2 separate regions of the Homo sapiens genome follow, and region 2 is linked to region 1. Evidence: chromatin contacts called from ENCODE Hi-C or POLR2A ChIA-PET data. All regions are on one chromosome and are shown on one strand. Each heading gives the region's core, a stretch centred on a gene start or an enhancer-like site at or near the end of the contact. The rest is flanking DNA. Distances are from core to core; before and after follow the strand shown. Region 1 has its middle 5.4 kb from the start of LINC00696. Region 2 overlaps POC1A (POC1 centriolar protein A).

Evidence for each region. A loop is a pair of places that touch in the nucleus more often than their neighbours do. ChIA-PET counts read pairs that join two places held with the same protein, here RNA polymerase II (POLR2A). Pooled maps may share reads with other maps.
Region 2: a loop to region 1 is called in a map of psoas muscle, with 2.4 times the contacts of the local background. The contact joins two enhancer-like sites. A Hi-C loop is called at or near these places in 2 of 168 maps with a recorded cell type or tissue (esophagus muscularis mucosa and psoas muscle) and 1 of 50 pooled maps. POLR2A ChIA-PET finds 5 or more read pairs at or near these places in 6 of 52 experiments (GM12878, WTC11, activated T-cell and 3 more).

The regions. Positions count from the first base shown.
Region 1 is chr3:52,067,518-52,073,472 of GRCh38, forward strand. No RefSeq gene overlaps it. Among named protein-coding and RNA genes, the nearest start is that of LINC00696, 5.4 kb to the left of the region's middle. RefSeq lists enhancers at 420-1,013, 3,204-3,705. Within about 2 kb of position 3,311, at least 14 of the 41 ENCODE cell types and tissues checked have a DNase peak (open chromatin) inside an H3K27ac peak, as active enhancers do; they include psoas muscle, where a contact is called at or near this core.
Region 2 is chr3:52,136,582-52,142,536 of GRCh38, forward strand. POC1A (POC1 centriolar protein A) reads right to left here. Exons shown (of 11, transcript NM_015426.5): 7 at 1,588-1,721. Among named protein-coding and RNA genes, the nearest start is that of POC1A, 15 kb to the right of the region's middle. Within about 2 kb of position 3,583, at least 6 of the 41 ENCODE cell types and tissues checked have a DNase peak (open chromatin) inside an H3K27ac peak, as active enhancers do; they include psoas muscle, where a contact is called at or near this core.

The DNA.
Region 1 (5,955 bases), core at 2,061-4,560:
CTTACTGCCTCCTCACTGTTCTTTCTGTACCATTTTCTAAAGTGGGTTCTGTAGAATCCCAGGCCTGCCAGGTATGCTGCAATAAAAAGGACCATGTGGTCAAATGTCTGGAAACACCATGAACTCTATGGCCCAGTGGCTGCACTGCATGGGAGTGTATTAAAGGCTCTGACAATCCTTCAGGGAAGTGGTTGTCTTTACTTTGTTCATCCTGGCATTTCCCAAATCCTGGTGACAATAGCACCAGTTTGTTTTGCATAACCTCCGCTAACAGCCCATGGAACCGGGCCTTCACTGTGTCCTCCAGGGAGGATGTGGAACTCTGTTGCCTGGTGGCTGTTCTACGTACCATATTCTCTTCCCTGGACTTCCCTTCCCATTTTTCAGATGGAAAGCTGAGGGCCATCGAGTTCATCACTCAGAACCCCATACCCTTGGGCCTGCTCAAGTGGCCCTGGGATCTGCTTTTCACACACAGGTCCAGCTGCCCCGGTGGGATCAGAAACCACCCTGGCCCAGCTGCTGGGGCTAAGATGTCTCACCAGGCGCCGGGACGTGGCTGGAGAGGAGAGCAGTGAGATGAGCTGGCCGCCAGGCCATGCTTCCTCCACCGGCACCGGCTGGCTCCTTGTGCTTTCCAGCCTGTAACTGCACAGGGCCAGACAGGGGCCAGATGTGGGGAAGCCGCTGTGGCTCAGCATGGGGGCTGCGGACAGGGCCCCCTCCCCAAGCCTGGGCCAGAGTTGGGTTACGAGCCCTGAGGGTCTCCTAATGAGTTCCACATGCTAGTGGATGCCTCAGAGAGGAAATGGGAAGGGGCTGGGGAGGGGAGAGGGGGCCTGAGAGGGAATTGGAAACATGTGTTTGTGGAGGAGGAGGAAGAAAGGCAGGAGGAAGGGAGAGGGAGGAAGGGAGCAGGAGGTGGGAGGAGAAGACTTTATCCCCAGGCGTTCTGGTGCTCATCCCCAGCGAGGTTGGCTGCCAGGCACACAGGCCCCTGCAGGAGGCCCCCAGGCCAGTGGTCTGCTGCGGGAGTGGTGGGAGAGGCCCCTTAGAGGCCCACTCCTCTCCTTCAGACAGAAAAAGCCCAAATCCCTGGCTCTGCTTGGCTGGGGTTCGGAGCCACTAGCCGGGGCAGGATAGAACTAGGTGGGTGGGAGGGTCTGTGGGGGCATGAGAAAGCCACCCCACATCTCATCGGCCAGCCAACAGTGAGATGCACATTTGAATCCAGCCCAGCCACCTGCACCCTACGCGAGAGGCCATGGTGCCTCGAGGCCACCGATCCCTCCAGCCCTGACACCACCTCTGCCTCTCTGAGCCAGCAACCGGCAGAGAGGCGGCCCCACTCTCGCACCCTGTCCTATAGGGCTGGGCGAGGCACCTGGCTTGGCCTGGTGGTTGGAAGCCTCAGTAGGAAAAGGCTGTGCAGGAGTCACGCGGGCACGTGGGGTGGGGTATCCAGTGAGCAAGACCCATGGCAGTTACTGAGCAAAGTCCAAGGGCCTTACAGGGCACAATGGCTCCCACTCCCAGGAGCCCTGATTGAGCCCCAGGTTGGCCCAGCCGAGCAGCTGAGGCTGATCCTGGAGTGGGCCTTGTAGCCAGCTGGTAATCCGCTCCCATTCCCACCCATCTCCCTGGGCCACCGATTGCAGCCCAGCAGGGACAGTGCCAGCTCTTAGTGCTTTGTGTGTATTGTCTCAGCAAGTCTTCCCAGCAGTCTTATGGGGTCACTTTTGCTCTTACCCCATGTTATAGATGAGGAGGCCGAGGCACAGAGAGGTGAAGTCAGAGTATTCCCAGCAGCAGGAACAGCAGGTGCAAAGGCCCTGGGGCTGGAATGTGCCTGGTGTGTCCAAGGAACAGTGAGAAGGCAGGTGTGGCTAGAGAAGAATGAGGGGAGGGGGGCAAGAGACAGGGGGTAGAGGTGGGCAAAACCGAGCAGGCCTCATGTGTGGGGAGCACTCCTGTGGCCTGTACTTGGAGGAGGCTGGGAACTGCTTGCGAGGTTGTGCAGTGATGGCATGAGCTCTTTTACACGTGTTCTTACTTTTTACTCTTGCATCTCAGCAGACTGGCTACTGTGTTGAGAACAGATGGGGTGGGCTGGGGGCAGAAGTGGGAGACAAGGTAGGAAGTGAGCAGGCAACATCTCAGCAGGTCTTGGCTCCTTGAGGGTCTCGCTCCAGATGGCCTAAGAGGTGGGGAGGCCTGAAGGTGGGGCGGCTGGAGGTATGCTCACCTGACCTGTCCCAGCCTGAGGCTTCCATCCCCCACCAGAGGGGACCATGGAACTGAGACTCCCCTAAACCAGAGGCATTTATCCCCAACAGGAGATTTTGGGATACCTCTCAAAGGGCCACGGTGGGGCTTCACAGTGGCCCTATTCCTGGACACACTGTAATTACCTGGGGAGCTGGACCCAACCCCAAGAAGCAGAGGCAGTCCTGGGAGCACAGGTCAGCTTCACAGTTTCAGCCAAGGCGGCTCAGGGCAGCAGCCTAGATATGGGCCATTGCTGGCCTCTGCAACAGAAAGTACCTTCTGTTTCCAGTTAGCAGGCGCATGAGTGCTGCTGCCTGGAGGGCCAGGGAGGACTAATTACATTGCTTCTCTTGCTTCAAGTTTCAGAGGCTTCTGAGGAACAAATCCAGGCGCAAGTTGTCTTAGGAGGGAGGTTCTGGGACCTGAGCTGGGGTGGAGAGGGGGGATGTGATGGCCCTAGAGAGCATGGCTAGCACTCCCATTCCAACCTTGGGCACGAGGACATGTCTTTGGGGTGGCTGTGGCTGGGGTCAGAGTTTGAGGGGCCCAGTGTAGAGGTGGCGTGGGCACCATGGGAACTTCTGAGGGAGCTGGATGGTTCTAGAGAGAACTTCCAGGTCAAGGCAAGGACCCTGCCCAAGCCTAGCCAGGGAGGGCAGAGGTCTGGAAGAAGATACCAGGTGGGTAGGGCATCTGCAGGGCACATATGGCCTCAGACAGGCTGGAGACCAAGACGACATGGGCTGGATAAATGTGGGCCCAGGTGCTCAGGCCGCCCATGTCTCTGAAGTCAGTCCTGACTTCAAAGTTGAGTCCAGATGCCAAGCTGGGAAGCATGGAGACGGACAAGGGCTGGCGTCAGTATGTGTGGCTGAGTGACACTGCTCAGCATGGGCCTTGGCTTCTGCAGGCCAGGCCTCTGCCCACTGGGTACCCACAAAAGATGCCAAAGTCCCACTTTCAGGAACACACGCTGGTGCCTAAAAGAGAAGCCTAGGGCTGAGAAAAGGAAGCTGTAGCAAGATATCACTTCCTTTCCTGCCAATGTTCCTCGTACCAGCATTCCGATTTCTCATGGGTGGCAGGAGAGAGCCGGCAGGGGCAGAAGTGTCTGCCGCAAGCAGCACTCCAGGCGGACAGGGCTCTAGATGGCCTCACCTAAAGTGAAAACAACTACTGGCCTTGCTCTATAAATAGGTTCTTGGGAGAGTGTTTCCACACGGGTAGCTCCTGGCAGGAGGAGAGGTTGGCACGGGATGCGCTTCCTAATGACTTTCCTGCAGGCTCTATGGGCTGGCTTCAGCCTCGTCTTGAGCATGGCCGTGGGGGCCCCATGGGTCACGGAGGCAGGGTGAATCTTCTAGGGAGGCACTCCCCACAGTGGCCGAGCGAGAGAACCCAGGGTGCCAGGGCGGCCTGGCTGGGGCAGGCTGAGCCTACCAGGCAATGGGAAGAGGCCCTGTTCCAGGACGGCAATGCTCACAGGAAGTGGAGCCATGCCCCAGGGCACCAGGACCTCCTGGCCTGCCACCGCTGCCTTAGCACGTGTGGTTTCCTCAGCAGCCTGGGCGGGCAGAACAGGGGTGGTAAGGAGAGAACCCCCAAGGGTTCTCTAGGGAGATTCTGCTCCCCCTTAAATGACCACACACCAATTAAATTTGGAGCCATCAGGGGCCCATCTCAAGCAAATCATTTCGGAAATGAGGTTAATGACAGGGCACTGGGGTGACAGGACCAGTGTGACTCACCATGCCCTCGCTTATTCAGTGGGCTGGACTTCCAGGATTCGGGGCAATCACAAACACCCACCCTCAAGCCTGTGCTCTCCCCAGAGGTGGCCTTAGTGACAGCAGAAGAGATAGCCTTAGAGTGCTTGCCTTCTCGGGTGGGGAGGGGCCCAATCCCTTCTCACCACCGGGGACACCCATGGCAGGGGCCATGGGATCAGGAGATGAGAACTCTAGCTGCCTAACATTACAAAGCCAGAGGGACCCTGGGACCACGAGCCCCCCCACCATCCCCACTGGCACATGGGGCCAAGTTTCAGGGAAGGGGCCTGACTCGCCAGGCCAGTGGTGGGATAACACCAATGGTCACACACTAACCGCACTTAACTTGCACCAGCCACTGTAGTGAGTGCCCAATGACACAAGCACTATTGTATAGAGGCCCAAAAAGGTCACAGAACTAGTCGGAGAGAGCGAGGGTTTGGACCTGGGCCATGGGTTGGGGGCCTCCTGACCTCACCACTTTGCCCTTGCCCCACAGAGCACCCCCCCGCCCACCCACCACTGAGAAGTCATGATGCTGTGGCAATCAAATCACAGGACAGAAGGCCAAGGACTGTGCTGGGTGGCAGGATGGCAGAGTTCCCACAGCAGGCTGGCATGTGCTACCTGAGTCTCTGAAGTGGGTGACTAGGTGGCCACAAGCCTGTGGCAACCCCTCGACACAGCCTGTCAGGCGCTCCCAGGGTGTGGTGACTTGGGTGAGAGGCGGAAAGCCTTGCCACAGGCCGGGGCTGGACTTGATGGCTTCTACCTGCAAGCTGCCTGCCTTGGTCATCTCAGCCACCTCTCAGCTTCTCCAGCAGGAAGTGCAGGTTTATCCCAGGAACCCACAGAAACTGGACAATGGTAGGCAGCAGGCTGCAGTTTAAATCACAGACATCTATTCTTTTATTTCACATTGGGAAAATTAGGGCATGAAGGCGCTGGGGAGGCAAACGATGGGGAATTGCTGCTGATATGCACTTACTGACAAAAATGCTAAACTAACTTCATCTTCCTAACACAAAAGAGATTCCTGCAATTTGGTTTCTGAGAGCTCAGTTACCAAATCCAAAATTAGGAGAGATGACGGCTGAGCCGAGCCATTTGCATTTCCAGAAGGGCTGCTTTTGTGCTTGGCAGCAAGAGTGGGGGATCAGTAGCAGCCCCAGCTACAGGGAGCCATCGGGTAGGGCTGGCAGAGCGTCGCTTAGGGAGATTCTGCAAGAAAGCTCCATCATGTGGCCCCCACACCTCGCCAAGCCACCTCAAGCCCACCCAGGCCCCACACTCCTTGCTGCCTGTGAGGGCCCTACACTCCCAGGCAGTGTGGTGTGTAGCTCAGGGGGCCTGCAGCATCTCCACGGGGAGGGGGTGAGGGTACAGAACTGAGGCTAGAGGGACAATGCCCACAGCAGTCACAGCTGCCTAGGACCCCGTTTCCCTCCCACCAGATTCTCACTCAGAGCAGTGAGGTCCTGAGTCAAGCCTCGCATGAGCAAGAAAAGGAACTCAAGAAGAACTCAGGCCCCAGGTGAGAGCCTTGGCACCCACCCCACCCCCAGCTCTGCCCTCAGCATGGTGATACACATTGACCCCCTGGCTTGGTGGAGGCAGTCTCTGTCCTGTTTTGTTTTTGTTGTTTGTTTTTGAGACGGAGATTTGCTCTGTCCCCCAGGCTGGAGTGCAGTGGCATGATCTCGGCTCACTGCAACCTCCGCCTCCTGGGTTCAAGCAATTCTCCTGCCTCAGCCTTCTGAGTAGCTGGGATTACAGGCGTGAGCCACCATGCCCGGCTAATTTTTGTATTTTTAGTAGAGACGGGGTTTCTCCATGTTGGCCAGGCTGGTCTTGAACTCCTGGCCTCAAGTGATCCTCCCGCCTCGGCCTCCCAAAGTGCTGGGATTACAGGCGTGAG
Region 2 (5,955 bases), core at 2,333-4,832, 69 kb after region 1:
CTCCTTTCCTCTGGGCATTGTGAGCCTGGTGCCCTGAAGAAGAAATGACCCAGCCCTATCCACACCCCAAACCATCAGCTGTCCCTTGGCCTGGTTCCCATATCTCTAGATTTAATAGCAGACAAGTGACCACACAAGGCAATGCGCCATGGTCCTTGCTTCACTTCCCGGAGAGAACAATGTCAATAGCTTTCGTTTATGTGCCAGATGCGATGCCAGAACACCGGGAATGACATTTTAGATCCCACATTCAAGTGTTTTCAGGCTAAGCGTGAGTTAGCTGTTTAAAGAACACTCACAAAAAGAGGTGATCACTTGATAGGCATCTGTTTCAAACTGTTTCTGAGTTTTGTTTTGTTTTTTTTAGGGGAGCAGGAGCGGTAGCAGCATTCACATGATTTTCAAATGCCCTCCTGGGCATAAGATCCCAAACGGTTACACATGAATCTGTATAACTTGCTTGTCCAGGGGCTTGGCTTGTGAACAGGCTTACACCAGGGCCAGCAGCCACCCCCTCTGGATGTGCTGGCCCAGGGAGAACAGGCCCACTAGTCCTGCACACTGGATATGTCTCTGACAGGGAAGGCAAGGGGTCACAACAAGGCTGGGGGCAGCAAGCAGCCTCCAGACCTTGAGGAAGTAGAAGAAAAGGCCTATGTCCCCATCCCCTAGTCATAGCCAAATGGCCCCCAGGTACCCTAACTCAGATGGCAGTGGAAACCCAAACAACAGCTCAGAAAACACCAGGCTAGACACCTCAGACTTAGCTGATAGTCCAAGACACATAAGCACCCCCAGGGCCTCCCTCAGCATGGCAGGCAGATTAGAGACAGACTTGAATTCAATGGACTCCAGACCTCCCATCTCAAGTGGGCATGGTGACTACGCCCCAACAGGAGACATTCTGACGACCGCTCTGATCAGGAGGGCTCGGACACTACTTCCTAGTGGAAGTACTAGATGTGAAAGGCCCGGACCCAGGCCAGTTCCTGGGGAGAACTGCATGTGGCCTACTTCCCACAGCCGGCCCCCAGGGACCCAGCCCACCCAGGGAGACCAGGGAACCGGCTGCTTTGAAGCTCATTCAGAAAGGAGGCCTTTGCTTCCTTGATTCCATTCCAGGAATTCTCAAACGACAAACATGAAGAAGACTTCCCTTCTTTGTCCCAGCCTCTGCAAGACACCTGAGGTTGCCTCAGTCTCTAGACACACTGATGTCTGCCAGTCCGAGGGCCTCCAGGAAACCCTGATGTCAACTCAGAGCATGGGTTCCAAGGCTCAACTCAACCTCTGGACCAAGGGATGGCTGAGGCCATTAGGGGACAGATTCCATTCAGGCCCCTAAGGGGCGGCTTGCTAACCATGCCCAGATGCAGCCCCCAACCCTTGCCCAATTCAACTCTTATATACCCTTCTCAGCTGCACCAGTCCCAGGCCCAGCAATCTGCCCAGGTCACATGGAAATGCCTCCATCCATCTCCCTGCAGGCTGTGTGGGTGACAAGCCTGTTTCTGCATCTTGCCCACTGCCCAGACAGTGAAGGTACCACCACTCCACACCACTCAGCACCTGGCCGACACCTCTCACCTGATGCCCGTGGAGTGTGTAGAGCAGCCGGCCCTCCATCAGGTCCAGGATCTTCAGGGTTGAGTCACTGGAGGCTGTGATCAGGTAGTTTCCCGACGGGTGGAAAGAGAGCCCGTTCACTGCTGCACTGTGCACTGGGGGAAGGACATCAGTCAGGTGCTGGCTAGGAGGCACAGGGAGCACAGCTGAAGCCCAAGACGGGCAATCAGGGCCAATCGAGGCTCAGCACAGGCCTGATGGGGCTGGGTCAGGATGGTCATTGCTCAGAAGAGCTGTGGGGAACCCAACAAGGATTTCCCAGGAGAGGGGCACAATCGAAGAACAGGAAAAGGCCTGTTCAGAGCCAAGGGCAGGCAGTGGAAGACAGGCGGACAGAAACAGATGCAAAAACCAGAGGCAGCAGACGATTCCTCCATCCTCTCCCACAGCACCAAGCGGTCAAGCTGGAGCAGAATAGAGTACTCAAACATACAAACATAGCCTTTGGTCTGCCCGATATACTCTTTCTTTAAAGAAACCAATGGAAAACAAAACCCTTCAAATGTCAATACAATGCCACTGCCACACAGGAAGGACGTGTGTGGGGGCAGACGAGCAGAAAGCTAAGACACTCTTAGGAAGCAGTCAGGCCTGCATTCGGACCCCAAGCCTCCTGCCTGGGCTCACCCCATGACGTTTTTTGAGAGACAGAGTCTCACTCTGTCGCCCAGACTGGAGTGCAGTGGTGCGACCTCAGCTCACTGCAGCCTCCGTCTCCTGGGTTCAAGAGATTCTCCTGCCTCAGCCTCCTGAGTAGCTGAGACTACAGGTGTGCCACTACGTCCAGCTGATTTTTGTATTTTTAGTAGAGATGGGGTTTCACCATGTTAACCAGGCTGGTCTCAAACTCCTGACCTCAGATGATCCACCTGCCTCGGCCTCTCAAGGTGCTGAGATTACAGCCGTGAGCCACCACATCCATCCTGAGCAAGCATCTTAACCACATTGAGCCTCAGTTTCTCCATCTGTACCATAGCACCTATGTGTAAGAGGTACTGTGCGGATGCTACTAAGTTAAGCACATGAGGTCTTTGCAGAGTGAGCCATCCAATGCCAACATGGATGTTCCTCTCCTTTGCCCCCTGTGTTCCATGCAACTCAAGGTCCTGCCACTTCACCCACTCAACAGCTTGGCCCTGTCCATGACTCTCTTTTCCCTACCATCTCAGGCTAACCCCACCATCTTTTCTGGTGTCCCTCACTCTCCAAGAGCCGGCCACCCCAGCTCTGTCGATTCCCCCAGCCGTAGAACTTTTTTACCCCTTGTTTCCAATGGGCCTGGGAGACTCTTGCCCTTCCCTTTCCCTGACCTTAAAGCTCATTACTGGAAGCTGCCTTCTCCAGGAAGCCTCCCCTGGCCTCCCAATTAGGGCCACCCCCTTCATTTGTCCTTCCAAAGCAGCACAAGCCTCCCATCGGTTCACTCTTCACATTCACATGCAACTATCTGACTCACATCTGGATCTCCCATGAGACCATGAACTCCATCAGGCAGGGGTGGTAAGTCCCTGGCACCGAGCAGGACTCAGAAAGTGGTTGGTGAGCAGGTGCTTAAGCTGGGTATCCAGAAGCCCCAGCAGGTTACACAACTCTCCCTCAAGGTCAAGAGCATGTTCTAGGTGAAGCTGGGGGCACACCTGGGCAGTCTACGTGGGGACAGAGCAACTCCACAGCCAATGCATGGATCAGCTGTATCACAGCCTCCTAGGGTGCCTTCTGAGGAAAACCCCAGTGTCTTTCTTCCCATTACCAGAGGCCCAATGAGGAAAACCAGTGGGGCTAAAATAACCATGACCCTGCCAAGTCAGAATTGCCACCAACATAAAGGCAGATTCAAAACCAACCGTCATCTTAGCACTGAAAGGCTGTAAGAACCACTACTGGGTTGGTAAACACACCCAACACGAAACGGCCCTCAACAAGGCCCACAGGGTGCACGCAGTCCCTCAGATGCCAGCCCAGCTGATGTGCCGATGTGCCGGGGAGTCTGGATACGTGTTCCCAGGCACACTTAGGGGGAAACAGCCAAGGCTTTACGTAACATGATATTTATATCTCAACAACACCCTCCAAGCGCCAGGATCTCCAGGAGGCAGGCTGGAGAGGGACCAGTGGGGTCTCTGAAGCCAGCTCTTGGAGGCAGAATTCAGAGACCCCCCCACCAGAAAGTCTGCACTGGGATGAAGGCCACCTCCACCCCTCCATGAGCAGAAGCTGCCAGAGGAACAGCCGGTGGCAGGAGGGTGCAGAAGGGAGGGCATGCTCAGGGAGCTCTGGGCTTCCCAGCACCATCAAGGTGGCAGGGTCAGTGTATGGATGCCACACCAGGGGCCCCCACCTGGTCAAGCCCATCCAAGGGAAAGAATCTCTCCCAGAAGAAGGGCAACAGAATCTCCACTCCACATAAATGCCAGGAATACCCAAGCCTGGATAGAAACACCTAGAACCATTTACTCCAGAAGAGGGGCTGGCCTGGCATACCAGGCTTTGGGGGATACCCCAGACACCAGGACCCACCCCACCTTTCCCCACTTGCTCTCCTGCCTCACCTACTGGCCGCACCAGCCTCCACTCTCACTCCTCTTGCCTCTGTGGAGGTGGTGGGGAGCGGGTAGTCTATGGAGGCCTCATCGTAAGAACCACCCCTGCATGAGAGTCTACCACGAAGGCTAGGCTGTCCCATGAGGGCATGAGCCTTCTATCATGATGCCTTGAGCGCCAAATGTCTGAGCATGATCCACTTTTTTTCAAGTCCAAAGCCGCAGGCCTCTTCTTGGCTCCATGGCAGATATCAGTGATGACACATACTGCCACCTGGGTGGCAGCTGTGAGCTTGTGGCTCTTATCCCATCTCCACTCCAAAGAGAGAACTCTGACTCCAGGTCAAAGATACACCAACATCAAACTTCTACAGATCCTCAGGGACCCAGGGATGAGGCCACCACAGCCCCTGCTCCCAAATACCAAGAACTAGTCATGGCTTGTGGGCAGTAGGTGGTCTAAGCAGAGACCTGAGTACACCCACTCCATGCTGCTCTGCCTGTAGAGGCTTGGGCAAACCTAGGCCCACTACCTAACGGGCTGCAAACCAGCCAAGGGCCCAGAGAAAGCCTGGGTGCCCAAGCAGGAGGTTCCTCTCTAGAGGAGACCATGCCAGGGCCAAGCCCCATCCCAACATCCTTCCACAAAAGGACCGCTCATTTTCCCCAGGGTGGTCTCTTGCGATGCGCAACTGATGTTACTAGTGACACGGTGGCTCTGGGTTGACAAGAGGCTTTGGATTCATACCACAAAAGTGCTCTGATACCAGCAGCAAAGGACACCCAAAACACTCCTCTGTGTAAATGCCGTGTAAATGCTCACTTCAGGACAGTGGGAGAGTAGGTTGGCTAGATCAGGTGGGACAGCACCACTGTACCCCAATCAACCCTTTTAGTCTCAAAACACCCAGTACAGGGTACAGGCCTGCCCTGATAGCTGCAACTACTTAAAACCCTCCGGCCGGGCATGGTGACTCACGCCTGTAATCCCAGCACTTTGGGAGGCCGAGGTGGGAGGACTGCTTGAGCTCAGGAGTTCAAGACCAGCCTGGGAAATACAGTGAGACCCCAACCCCATCTCTGAAAGAGAAAAAAAAAAAGACAAAACCCTCCATGACAATGTATCAGGCCAGGCGGGGGTGCAGGGCTGCACTAAAGACCATCGGACAGAGAGCTTGGGACTCTATGAGTTCTAAGCCCTGCTGACAGCCAGCCAAAGAGACCACCTCTCCCAGGGAGCCTGAAGAGTAAATGACTAGAGTCACCGAAGTGCAAGGAACCGAGCGTGAGCCTGTCAACAGAATGCCAGACTCAAAGGCCCTGAGGTGGAGACTCAGACCCATAGCTTTCTAGCTGTGTGACTGTGGGCTGCATGCTCCGCATCTGTGAAATGGAGGGTAGACCTACTTTGCTGGCCACCCAGGCCTGTCACTGGATAATGGACCTGCACGTGCTGTAAGGCACGAAGCACATTACAGGTTCTGGGATGGGGGCTGCTGCTCAGATGCCTGAACAGTCTTAACGTGGGCTCAGAGCATATGGAGCTAACCCACCACCACAGGGATTGGCACTCCCAGGGCTCCACCAGCCCAAATCCTTGCTGAATTGAGAAATCAGAACTGCTCTCTGCAGTGATAGGCCAGAGCCAAGAAACTCCTTACCTAGGAGAGTCAGCCAGCGCAAGACAAATGGCTCCAGCTGCCTCCATAGCCCAAAGCCCCAAGTGGGCTTCAACTCCAACAACCCTAGCAGGAACAGGAAGTGCCCTCATAGAGCACAACTATGGACG